4 separate regions of the Homo sapiens genome follow, and all the other regions are linked to region 1. Evidence: chromatin contacts called from ENCODE Hi-C or POLR2A ChIA-PET data. All regions are on one chromosome and are shown on one strand. Each heading gives the region's core, a stretch centred on a gene start or an enhancer-like site at or near the end of the contact. The rest is flanking DNA. Distances are from core to core; before and after follow the strand shown.

Region 1 (2,838 bases), core at 196-2,695:
CCTCCAGAGTCTGTGCACTAACCACTGTAATACCTCTGAGACTGTAAGGGGCAAATGAATGACAACGCATTGATTTAGAAGTGAAAGGCGATCTAAACGTGCAAGTATTAACACTATTAAAAACAACAATAACAATGGTAGGTACCTCCGATGCCTCTGACCTTATCTCTCTGGTCACAGTTTTCTGCTCTGTAAAATGGGTGGGCAGGCTTTACACTGGATAATCTCTGAGGCCCCTTCCACTTCTCAGATTCTGATAATGAAATGTCCTTCTTTCCTCACATAAGGCTGAGAGAAGGTCAAGCCACCAGCTTGCAGACCTTGGGAGTTGACACAGGGAAGCATACCCAGGACAGAGCCAGAAAAGCCAAGGCACGCAGTAGGGACACACCAGAGGGCAGGCCTCAGAGCCCCTGACAGCCTTCTGAAACTCTGGCAGGGTGGAGGGAGGTTGTGGGCTAGTGGCTGGCTGGGCTGCAAGGAGAAGAAAGGACTCCACAGAGTAATTTATAACAGCTGCTCAGTAAGTGCTAATTTGTTTCTCTCCACCTTGGAATAGGACTTAGCGCGTGTGAGAGGGGGATGCTACTACATAAACCAGTACCAGAAAGATGGGCTTGCCAGGAAAGAACTGGGGCACTCTGCAGGGGCAGTGTCTGGGGAAGGGTTCTCCAAAAAGGTGACATTTCAGAGGGGCCTGGATGGATGAGTAGGATTTCAACAGGCAGAGATGAAAGGGGAGGGTGTTCCAGGCAAAAAGAAGAACTCCCAGCAGCCATGAAGAACAGCTGGTGTTTGGCAACAGCTAGTGTGTCCAGAGCGAAAGTGTTGTGTGTGTGTGAGGGAGAGAGGGTGAGGCTGGAAAATTAGGTTGTGGCCGGAGAGGGCAGGGTGGGCCTTGCCTTGTGCGCTAAGCTGAGGGGTTATCCTGCAGCCGGAGCACCTCGGGAGGCCTTTGAAGATTTACTCAGTGCTTTATTAACAAATACGTATTGGGTTTTTGGTGTTTTGTTTTGTTTTTAACGATTCATGCCCACAGTAGAATATATAGAAGAGTCAGAAAAGTATAAAGAATAAGGATCCCCTTTAGTTTCTGCTCCCAGAGGTAACAGCCGGAGTGACGCCGGGCTGCTGCCGGGTTTTCGGGGGTGCACTCCCAGACACCACCTCTCCAGTGAGCCAGCGAGGGCCGGACTGATGCCCCACCTTGGGAGCCTGAATCGGGGCAAGGGGCCTAGGGAGCAGCGGGACCCCGGAAGCCCGACCAGTCAGGCCGGCTAAGTCGGCAGCCGCCCCGCCCTCGCCACCCAGCCTCCCTGGCGGCCTCAGGTCGCGCCTGCAGGCCCGGACCCCACCGCTTGGCGCGCGCACGTCCCGGAGGGCGTCCAGGGGGCGCCGCTTCCCGTTCAGCTCCGCTGAGGGGCTGGTCCAGCCCGCGCGGCTCGGAGCGGAAAGAGTCGGGCGGAGCAGGCGGCTGCTTGACAGCTGAGAGCCGAGCGGGCGGCGCGGGCAGGTCCACGGGAAGCCTACACGCCCAAGGTAACGTGGAGGAAGGTTGAGGGTGGGCGGCCGGGGCGGCCGGGGGGCGGCGCTTCCTGCCTGCTCCTCCGGCTGCGAAGTGTGAGCGCGTGTCTGCCGCACATGGAACTCGCAGAGGGCCTGGATGGAGGCTGTGTGCCCTTGGGGGGGAACAGCTGGCTCCCCTGCCACCCCCAGGCCTGGCCTGGCCCTTGCTCCCCTCCCTGTCACTCGGTAACGGGACTGGAGGAGAGCCGAGAAGCACTAGGGTTTTGGTCAGGAAAGGACCTTAGGAACCCTCCAGCCTCATCCAGCCTCTTCATTTCACAGATGAGGAAACTGAGGCTCAGAATGGTAAAGTGACTTGCCCAAGGTCTCAAGTCTAAGAACCAAAACTCCTACCTTGCAGGTCAGTGCTACTAGGAGCCCTGGCCACGCAGGCAGCATCCACAACTGTTGCCATGCCGAGAAACAAAGAACCGAGACAGACAGTCAGAAAGACACAGAGAGAGAACCTCCCAGAGCAAAGGAAGGAGGTCAGGAAGTGGGCGGCTGCTGGGGCTTGGCTTCCGCCCTGGCCCCCGCGTGTGCTGGCCTGGCTGTGTGGCTCAGAGGCGTTGTGCTGACTCTGTCCGTGTGTGTGTGTGTCCGTGTGTGTGTGTGTCTGTGTGTGTGTGTCCGTGTGTGTGTGTGTGTGTCCGTGTGTGTGCGAGTGTGTGTCTGTGCACCCATGCATGCACGGGATGCAGCGAATGTACCCTGCCACGTGGGAAAGCCCTCTGAGTTCATTTATCTGTTTACACAGTGTGCTTAGGAACCTGCCCTGTTTGGCTCTGTGGAGGACACCAGGAGTCTCAAAGGAATTCGTTCTGTGTGACTCAAGAGGACAGAAAGAGCCAATCCGTGGGAGTCCCCAGGGTGGTCAGAGGGTCAGGAGGAAGAACCTAACTCATGAGGTGATGGGTTCCTTGTCTCTGGAAGAAAGCAGCATGTACCGAAGAGTCTTTTTATCAAGGATGTGGGCATAGGGATATGAAATCAGAGCAGTTTGCTCCACGTGGAATCAGCATTTTTGTTGAAGGGTCCAGAGTTCATGCCCCTTTTCAGGTGAAATGAATATGTACAACCTCATGGTTTAGTATTTGCCCATAAGAGCTACTTCATGCGCAGTTTTTAAGTGATAAGTGAGAGGCTTCAGGTATGGCTTCCGAGGTCCTGTCACCTCTCGGTTCTATAAGTGAGAGGCTTCAGGTACGGCTTCCGAGGTCCTGTCACCTCTCGGTTCTATACTATAAAGTGTGTAGAGGGAGTTTGGAGGAG
Region 2 (2,838 bases), core at 246-2,745, 960 kb after region 1:
CTCCAAGGGAAAGCTTCCACGAAGAATAGACAGGGGCTTTGAGGAGTAGAAAGGTAAAAGGGAAGGAATGATGGATCAAAGGGGAAATGAGCTTTCCTGGAATAACAATCTCGTAGAAAACGGCAGGACGCTGGAGCGAGAAGGGGAAGTCACATGCCACAGGAGAGCCGCTGGAGCAGACGCTTGAGGTCCCCAATAATCTGGTGCAAAGACAGATGCACTTCTGGACCAGGTAAAGGCCCCCTGAGGTGGGTGCCGCACACGCGGAGCTCAGCGGTGGGAAGCCAGGATGAGGACGCAGCAGCGGATGGGGAGAAGGCATAAGACGCAGGCTGGGAATTCACCATCTCTGATTCTCCCTGGAACCTGCTCCGACCCAAGGCAGGTTGTCCTGGCCCAGGTCAAGATGCCCTCCCCGCAGCTCCCCAGGCTATTTGTAGTCGAGCGGTCACTCGGCGGCAGGCTCCACAGCAGAGCGCCTCCTCCCCGCCCCACACCCCGCAGCCCTGGCTCCGGGAGGCGGCGGAGGGGGGAGGGGACTACAGCTCCCGGCATGCCCCGCGCCCGGCCTCCCCGGGGCCGAGGGAGGGGGCGCCGCGCGGCGAGTGGGGACCTCGCTGGGTCCCGGCGTCGGCAGGGGACCCCGGGAGGGCGCCGGAACCCTGTCGCGCCTGCGTCGCACAAAGGCCGAAGGGCCAGGAAAGCACTGTGGGGAGTCGCTCCCCGTCCTGGCCCGTGTTCCACCGCCCGGGTGGGCGAGCCCTGGCACCGCCACCAACGAGGCGGCCCGCGGCTGGCAGCTCCGCTGGGGCCGCGAGGTCGGGGGCGGCGTGGCGTGGGAGGCCCGGCCTGGCCCCGGGCTGCGGCTCGGGTGCCCGCGGCGGTCGCCTCGCCCCGCCCCTCTCCGCCGCCCCGCGCGCGCCGGGGTGGGCACTGCAATCCCGACCCCCTGCCCGGGCCCGGGCGCTGCCGGCTGGGGAGCCTGGGGCCTCGGCCCGCGCACCTAGGCCGCCCCCCTGCCGAGCGCATGGCCGGCCTCGGTGCCTTAAACGACGCAGCCCGGTCCGGGACGGCGATGCCACCGGCCCCCGGCGGGACGGCCGCGAGGCTGCAAAGGCGGCCGCCTCGACCCGTGCCCGGCCGCGGGCTCCGGGCGCGGCGGAAGGGCGGCCCGCGGGGCCCCGGGTTCCGACGCCTCCGCAGGCCCCGCCGCCCCTCACCTTCAGCACGCCTTCGTCCTGTTTGGGGCTGATGTCCACTCCCTCCATGGGCAGCGGCGCCGACTGCGCCCCGCTCTCGGTCGCCTTCATCTCCTCGGCTGTCATCTCCGCGCGGCGCGCCGTTTATCCGGGAGCTGGTGCCGGCGCGAGCGCACTCTGGGCCGCGGGCGGGGGCGCTACCTGCGGGGCGTGCGGGAGGCCGGGCGCGGCGGCACTGACTGCGGACCGCGAGGAGGCTTGAGCACCTCTGCACGCGGCGCGAGAGCTGGGGTAGGTGGGTCAGGAGCGGCTCGGGGAGCGATTGGTCCCGCCCCGCCGCGAGGGAGGGGCTGGGAGGAGCGGGAGCGCAGACAGAGGGGGCGGGGTGCAGAACTTTCTAGAGACGGCGGGACTGAGCCGGTTCGGGCTCAGTGCTGCGGGCGCTTCGGAATTTTTTTTTCTTTTTTTTTTTTTGGTTCTTGCCTCCTTCTGGCTGCCTGCCCCCTCCCCCTTCTCCTGGGACCCTCGGACTCGGGATCTCCCCGGCGGCCTCCCTTGGCCCTTCCTCCCTCCCTCCCATCCCCGCCCGCTTCCCTGTCTAACCGGATTCTTCCAGATTCTTCTCGATCGATCTCCCGACATCACTCCACCAGTCCGCTGCGCCTGCGGCGGGGTGTGGGGAGCGCAGGCTGCGGGATGGCAGTGGCGGCGCCCCCTCCCCGGGACCGGCCGTCACCACGGGCGGCGTGGCCTCTCTGCTATGACCCGCGTAGACCCTTCCCTACTTGGGGGAAAGAGGGCAAGGGCGTGCGCGGGGAGCGGGGAGTGAGTGGACAGCGCTGCCCCGCTGCAGAGAGCCGGGGAAAGCGACCTCGATTTCCCCAGATCCGAGAAGCCCCGGCCAGGCAGCGATGCCTCGCTCAGCGCCTGCAGATGCTGCGAGCAGCGGGGTTGGCAAGGCATGGCCCGCCCAGCTCGGAACTCAGATGGGGCACACACTCAGGGGACCCTTCCCGGCGGTAATAAAACTGCCGTTTCCGCGAATGCTTACAAAGATGGGTTCCCCTCACGAAAAAAGTCACTCGGTTTTCCTAAAGGCCCACAGAAGGAGTATTTTCTTCTCAATGTTTGCTTCCCGAGTGTTTTTCGACAGGCTGTGGAGCGCGCAGGTGCCGGTGTCACCTAAGCTATGGTCGTGGGACCTAGAGAGCCATCTAGAGAGGGGCCTGGTTTTGCTCAGCACCTAACCCCAGTTTAGCATAGTGCCTGGTGAGTGATGTCCCAATAGTTACTGGCTGCATGAATTTTCCTTTTTTAAATTTCTTTTTCCAAGTCTTGGCTGATTTTTTTTTCTTTTTTTTTTTTTTTTGAGACAGGGTCTTGCTCTGTCGCCCAGGCTGCAGTGCGGTGGTGCGATCTTGGCTCTCTGTAGCCGGGACTACAGGCGTCCGCCACCACGCCGACTAATTTTTGTATTTTTAGTAGAGACGGGGTTTCGCCATGTTGCCCAGGCTGGTCTCGAACATCTGGTCTCAAATGATCCGCCCGCCTCGGCCTCCCAAAGTTCTCGGATTACAGGCGTGAGCCACTGCGCCCAGCCTGAATTTTTATTCCAATAATAACTGTATTTTTGGACTTC
Region 3 (2,838 bases), core at 141-2,640, 880 kb after region 1:
TCTAGCAATCCCCGCTATAGAGGGACCTTTTAAAATGCAAATCTGACCTGGATTCACTTCTGCTTAAAGCTTATGACTGGTTTCCTTTAATTCTTGGATAAGCACAAAACTTCTCGGTATGGCTAAGGCTCTGCTTCCTCCGGCTCCAGCTTCAACTCACACCACACTCCATTCAGGTCGATTAGCTCAAACCCCTCAGATATTTCTCAGCCTTTGTACTCACTGTGCTTCCTCCTGCCATCCAGCCTTTGCACGCCTGATTCCCTCTGCTTAGAGGAGTTCCCTCCTTTCTTTGTAAAAGGCATCAGATCTCACACCAAGCTCTCATTACAAAAGCCTTTCCTGTCCTACCTCTCAAGATCTCGTTATTGTAAATACTCAAAGTATCATTAACCTCTAATGTTTCAATTTACAGCAATAATTCAACATTTGTTTGTTTTGGAGACGGTGTCTCCCTCTGTCGCCCAGGCTGGAGTGCAGTGGTGTGATCATGGCTTACCATAGCCTCCACCTCTCGGCCTCAGGTGATCCTTCCACCTCAGCCTCCAGAGTAGCTGGGACTACAGGCACGCACCACCACGCCCGGCTAATTTTTAGTAGAGAAGCGGTTTCGCTATGTTGCCAGGCTGGTCTCGAACTCGTGACCTCAAGTGATCCACCCGCCTCGGCCTCCTAAAGTGCTGGGATTACAGGCGTGAGCCACTATGCCCAGCCCACATTTGTTTATTTGATTAAAATGTCTGTGCCCCTCTTCCAGGATTGGGCTGTGAGCCCAGGGGAAGGAAAGAACCTTGTCTGCCATTGTATCTTCAGGGCCTAGCGGTGCCTGGCGCACAGCAGTTGCTCAACTAGACTGGTTGACTAAGTCAATAAATAAAGCACTACGGTCTATTATATCCGAAGGCTTGGCTTCGGGAGGGGCAAAAGACAGGTTTCGCGCTGAGGTAGGGTTCATGGTGCCGACATTTTTTTTCAAGATGGAAGAAAGCGGAGATAATACGCAGCCCTCAAAGGAACTTAGTCTAATCGGGGGGAGCAGACGATCGTTCACTGTGGGAAAATGGGGTACGATTTCCCCCAGTGAGGAAATCAACTAAAGCCGAGCTTTGAAAAGGGGAGCAGAGGAGCCTGAGGGGAAGCGGGGGCGTGTCGCCTGGCGTGACCAGCGCGGCAGGAAAAGCGGGCCCAGGGACCCGGGCCTGTCACGCCGCTTCCGCGCGTCCCCAAACTCTCCCTCGGCTCGCCCACCCACGCGGCGGGGACCCCTCCGGCCCCTCCCCGGCCCCACGGCCACTTCTTCCCCCACAAGCCGGCCTGCGGTCCGCCTTACCAGCCCGGGCCGGACGGGGCCGCAGCTCCTGGCAGACCGCACAGCCTTCGAGCCCGGAATGCCGAGACAAGGCCGGCGCCGATTGGCGACGTTCCGTCACGTGACCTTAACGCTCCGCCGGCGCCAATTTCAAACAGCGGAACAAACTGAAAGCTCCGGTGCCAGACCCCACCCCCGGCCCCGGCCCGGGACCCCCTCCCCTCCCGGGATCCCCCGGGGTTCCCACCCCGCCCGCACCGCCGGGGACCCGGCCGGTCCGGCGCGAGCCCCCGTCCGGGGCCCTGGCTCGGCCCCCAGGTTGGAGGAGCCCGGAGCCCGCCTTCGGAGCTACGGCCTAACGGCGGCGGCGACTGCAGTCTGGAGGTGAGCGGGATGCAGCAATGGAGTCCCAGGCCTGGCCTGGGCACAGGCGGGGAGCAAGGCCTCCGGGCGCGGAGGTCAGGGCGTCTAGCAGCAGGGCACGGGCCACGAGTGGAGATTTGGGTCACACGGGAAGAATCTGAGCCAGGGTGCAAGTTTTTTCTGCGTCCACCTCCTGGCCGTGGCCTTCTCACTGCTTAAAGCGCCCCTTGGCCTTCCCTGGAAGTCTGACCTCCGCACCCTGCCCGCGGCCTCGGGAGGGCTGGGGTGGCCTACCTTCTTAGGCCGACTGTGGCTGAGATGAAGACTGAGATTGTACTACATTGAGTCAAAGACCAACCTGCATACACACTCCCCTGCTCCCAGGCTGTCTCACCACTAGGCAACACCGCCTCCATCTTACTTACCCTTTTGCAGGGCCCTTTTCCTGGTTCTTGAGAATGTAGCAAGATTTCCCCGCTCAGGATGGGGATGGGTCGGAGGAGCCACTCTGGAAGTTTCCCGGGCAAGAAAGTGTTGGCAATAATAATAACGGGCTGGTCAGGAAGTAGAAGAGAAAATTAAGACTTAGATATCCTGTGGAAAAAGAGGAATAATATCTACTGATTGATGCGGGGAGAGAGGGAAGCCTGGAAAGATCGGAGGTGAAAGTAAAACTGAGATTTGAAGGTAGAGGTGTGGAGGGCCTGTGAACTCTATGCAGATGACAAATGTCAAAAAAGTGCAGTTGCTTTTCAGGGAGAGAATAAGTGTCCTAAAAAAGAGACAGCCAATTCCTCTGTCTTCCAAAGTTCCGTGAAATAGAATTACACAATTTTGCTTAATGGTAGAATATTCCATGTATCTATTAAAATCAACAAAAGGCCGGGCGCAGTGGCTCACGCCTGTAATCCCAGCACTTTGGGAGGCCGAGGCGGGTGGATCACCTGAGGAGTTCAAGACCAGCCTGGCAAACATGGTGAAACCCTGTTTCTACTAAAAAAAAAAAAAAAAAATTAGCTGGGCATGGTGGTGCATGCCTGTAATTGCAGCTACTCGGGAGGCTGAGGCAGGAGAATCGCTTGAACCCGGGAGGCCGAGGTTGCAGTGAGCTGAGATTGCGCCATTGCACTCCAGCCTGGGTGACAAGAGCGAAGCTCCGTCTCAAA
Region 4 (2,838 bases), core at 168-2,667, 680 kb after region 1:
AAAAAAAAAAAAATCCTACTCTCACCTGTTCAGGGACTTGCACACAGGGCGTCTTCAGTGAGTGAGAGTAGAACTGAATTACACTTCAAGTTTTATCTACCCCAATCCTCTCCCTCCAACCCACAGCCCAGCTGCATCAGCCATGCCAGGACCAAGCCGAGGGTAGGAAGCCGGTGTAATTGTCTGCCTCTCTGGCTGCATTCCTTAGCTAAATATAAATGATTTGTCCAGGCTATTGTTTGAAATTATCCATAATCCCTCTCCTCCCCTCCCCATTACTTATGATGGCAAGCTGGCTGCGTATCTCTATAGCAAAGCATATATTCAACATTCTCTGTGGCTATTTTCAGTAAAGAGAAGGGAGCTGGCAGGTATATATAGGGATCCTCGCATGAGTCTTCAGTTTTCTCCACTAGTCCAGGAAAGCTTCCTGGAGGAGGAAATACCTGAGTCACCCCAGGGAAAAGGACAGCTGCAGGTCAGAAGGGCACGCGCACATAATGAGAGACTGGGTCTCTGAACTAAGAGTTACCAGGTAAGGCAGGTAAGCCCCTGCCTTCTTACCCCCCGTTTTGGTGATGCGAGAAAAAGGTAGCTCAGGGGATCCCATACTAGCCCAAGCTTCCCCAGACAAAACAGGCATTTGGGGGAAGATGAAGCAGTGACTCGTATATTTTTCAAAGAGGGAGGAGATCCAAGACTCCAGTTCCAAGATGTACAAGTACAAATATTGCTCTTACAACAACAAGCCGGTTTCTTGTTTGGATCTTTTTTTAAAAACCACAAGAAAGTTTTTTGAAGTCCCAAACTTGAATGCACAGATGGGCTAGATCTCCAACTTCGGGATGTGCCAGAGTCCTGTCACTCGGAGTGCTGATCTTCCAGCAGTGGCCCAGGGAGCGGTCGCGGGTGCCGGGGGGCTGCAGGCCATATCCCAGCCCTGCCCGAAGGCCCCCTGGCCCTCTCTGGGGTCCTTGTATGGACTGTCCCAAGCGGTGCACGGGGTCACACAGTCGGAAACCCTTGCCGGCCCCGGGTTACTCCCTTTCTGAAACGGTCTTCCTCGGAGCCATCCCCTGGAGGACCCCACTTCGCTCGGTGCCCGGGCCCCGCACCCACCCTCCCCTTCCCGGCCCGCTTCCCGCACGGCGCCTACTCTGTTCCTCGTCCTCTCGTCCCACCGCCGCCCTGCCCACACTGCCTCCCGTGGGCGCCCCCGGCCGCTCCCCCTTCTCGGGTCTCGGCCTGGGGGTGCCCAGCCCGCCCGGCGCCGGCTCAAGGCCGCGCGACTCCGCACGCTCTCGAGACCCGCCTCGCCGCCCGCCGCCCGGGCCGCACTCACCGCGCCCGCAGGACCTGGGGGTCTCCGCTCTGCTCGCGCTCCGGCACCGCCGCCGCCGCCGCCGCCAGCGGAAACAGGGGGCGGGGCCTGCCCGGGAATGGCGAGCCTGCGGGGCGGGGCGGCCCGGGGGCGGAGCGGGGAGGGGCGGGGCGGAGCGGGGAGGGGCGGGGCGGAGAAGGATCGCAGGGCTGAGCGGGGCGCCAGCGCCAGTGCCCGGCACTGCCCCGGGCTGGGTCCCCTGCGTTAGAGGAAGGGGAGCCCGGGGACGGGGCACGGGGCCCGCGAGGCACGGGTGCTCTCTCGGGGTTCCGGAAGCCTCCCTCCCCGCCCCGCCGCCCGCATGCCCGGACCGGCCGCTCCTCCGAGGTGCTATGATCCCGCCTTCCCCCTGCGGCGAACGGGCCTCTTCCCGGGGTAGGGGCGGGGAGGTCCGGGCCTGGCAGTGCGCTCTCCTGGGCTCTGCGCCCACACGGCACCCAAGGGCCTTCCTGGCCCAGGCCTCGGCTCTCTCCCTCGCGCCAGGCTGCCTGGCCTCGCCACCCCACCCCCACACCTACGAACCCCTTCCCTGGTGTTTCGGGCGGACTGTGCGAGATGCTGACAGCGCGGGTGTGTGTTGGAGCCTGCCTGAGACACCTCCCGCAGAAAGGGCCATGCCTCCCCAGGAGCTGGCGGCCTCCAAGGGCGACTACAGGGCACCGTGTGCCTGAGGGGTGCGCTAAGGCAGGAGAAACTCCAGCTAGGCATGTCTGGCCCGGGCGCTTTTTCAGGCCTGGATTTTATGTGTTTTTTGCTTTTTGTTTTGTTTTGTTTTTTCTTGAGACAAGGACTCACTCTGTTGCCCAGGCAGGAGTGCAGTGGTGCGATCACGGCTCACTGCAGCCTCGACTTCCCGGGCTCAAGTGATCCCGCCTCAGCCTCCAGAGTAGTTGGGACTGTAGGCGCGCACCACCACGTCCGGCGAAGTTTTTGATTTTTTTTGTACAGACGGTGGTCTCCCTGGGCCCAAGCTGGTCTCAAACTCCCGGGCTCAAGCCATCCTCCTGCCTCTGCCTCCCAAAGTGCTGGGATTATAGGCCCGGATTCTTAAAGCTAGAAGGCCTAAACTTGTTTCCAAAGAGCACTAAAACGCCATCTCTTCTCATCATTACTGTCATCAAAAATGTCTTCTAGGCCAGGTGTGGTGGCTCACGCGTGTAATCCCAGGACTTTGGGGGGCCCAGGTGGAAGGATTGCTTGAGCTCAGGAACTCAGGAATTCAAGAACAGCCTGGGCAACATAGGGAAACCCCATCTCAAAAAAAAAATGTTTTAATTAACCGGGTGTGGTGGCACACCCCTGTAGTCCCAGCTGCTCCGGAGGCTGAGGCTCAGGCGTTGGAGGCTGCAGTAAACTAGGATCATGCCACTGTACTCCAGCCTGGGCAGTAGAGGGAGACCCTGTCTTTAAAAGTGAAATTTTTTTAAATTTTAAAGAAACTGTATGCTGTGCTTCCC

Evidence for each region. Hi-C counts contacts between places; a loop is a spot of excess contacts on that map. ChIA-PET counts read pairs that join two places held with the same protein, here RNA polymerase II (POLR2A). Pooled maps may share reads with other maps.
Region 2: a map of naive thymus-derived CD4-positive, alpha-beta T cell shows a loop between it and region 1 (8-fold over the local background). The contact joins the promoter of FKBP4 here to the promoter of CRACR2A in region 1. A Hi-C loop is called at or near these places in 1 of 168 maps with a recorded cell type or tissue (naive thymus-derived CD4-positive, alpha-beta T cell) and 6 of 50 pooled maps. POLR2A ChIA-PET finds 5 or more read pairs at or near these places in 1 of 52 experiments (B cell).
Region 3: a map of naive thymus-derived CD4-positive, alpha-beta T cell shows a loop between it and region 1 (9-fold over the local background). The contact joins the promoter of RHNO1 here to the promoter of CRACR2A in region 1. A Hi-C loop is called at or near these places in 1 of 168 maps with a recorded cell type or tissue (naive thymus-derived CD4-positive, alpha-beta T cell), 2 of 37 single-sample maps with no recorded cell type and 9 of 50 pooled maps. POLR2A ChIA-PET finds 5 or more read pairs at or near these places in 1 of 52 experiments (activated CD4-positive, alpha-beta T cell).
Region 4: a loop to region 1 is called in a map of naive thymus-derived CD4-positive, alpha-beta T cell, with 13 times the contacts of the local background. The contact joins the promoter of TSPAN9 here to the promoter of CRACR2A in region 1. A Hi-C loop is called at or near these places in 2 of 168 maps with a recorded cell type or tissue (CD4-positive, alpha-beta T cell and naive thymus-derived CD4-positive, alpha-beta T cell), 3 of 37 single-sample maps with no recorded cell type and 7 of 50 pooled maps.

Annotation. Positions count from the first base shown.
Region 1 is chr12:3,751,716-3,754,553 of GRCh38, reverse strand. It overlaps CRACR2A (calcium release activated channel regulator 2A), which reads left to right and starts at 1,445. Exons shown (of 20, transcript NM_001144958.2): 1 at 1,445-1,539. RefSeq lists a silencer at 1,211-1,710.
Region 2 is chr12:2,793,627-2,796,464 of GRCh38, reverse strand. FKBP4 (FKBP prolyl isomerase 4) reads right to left here and starts at 1,495. Exons shown (of 10, transcript NM_002014.4): 1 at 1,221-1,495. The coding sequence starts at 1,325. All of the region lies in intron 2 of ITFG2-AS1 (ITFG2 antisense RNA 1), which reads left to right. RefSeq lists enhancers at 1-32, 1,526-2,070, 2,071-2,616 and silencers at 447-856, 1,207-1,266, 1,297-1,676.
Region 3 is chr12:2,875,775-2,878,612 of GRCh38, reverse strand. It overlaps RHNO1 (RAD9-HUS1-RAD1 interacting nuclear orphan 1), which reads right to left and starts at 1,390. Exons shown (of 3, transcript NM_001252499.3): 1 at 1,331-1,390. FOXM1 (forkhead box M1) reads left to right here and starts at 1,439. Exons shown (of 9, transcript NM_021953.4): 1 at 1,439-1,693. RefSeq lists silencers at 1,134-1,573, 1,614-1,683.
Region 4 is chr12:3,075,958-3,078,795 of GRCh38, reverse strand. It overlaps TSPAN9 (tetraspanin 9), which reads right to left and starts at 1,417. Exons shown (of 9, transcript NM_006675.5): 1 at 1,343-1,417. RefSeq lists silencers at 1,312-1,811, 1,862-1,911.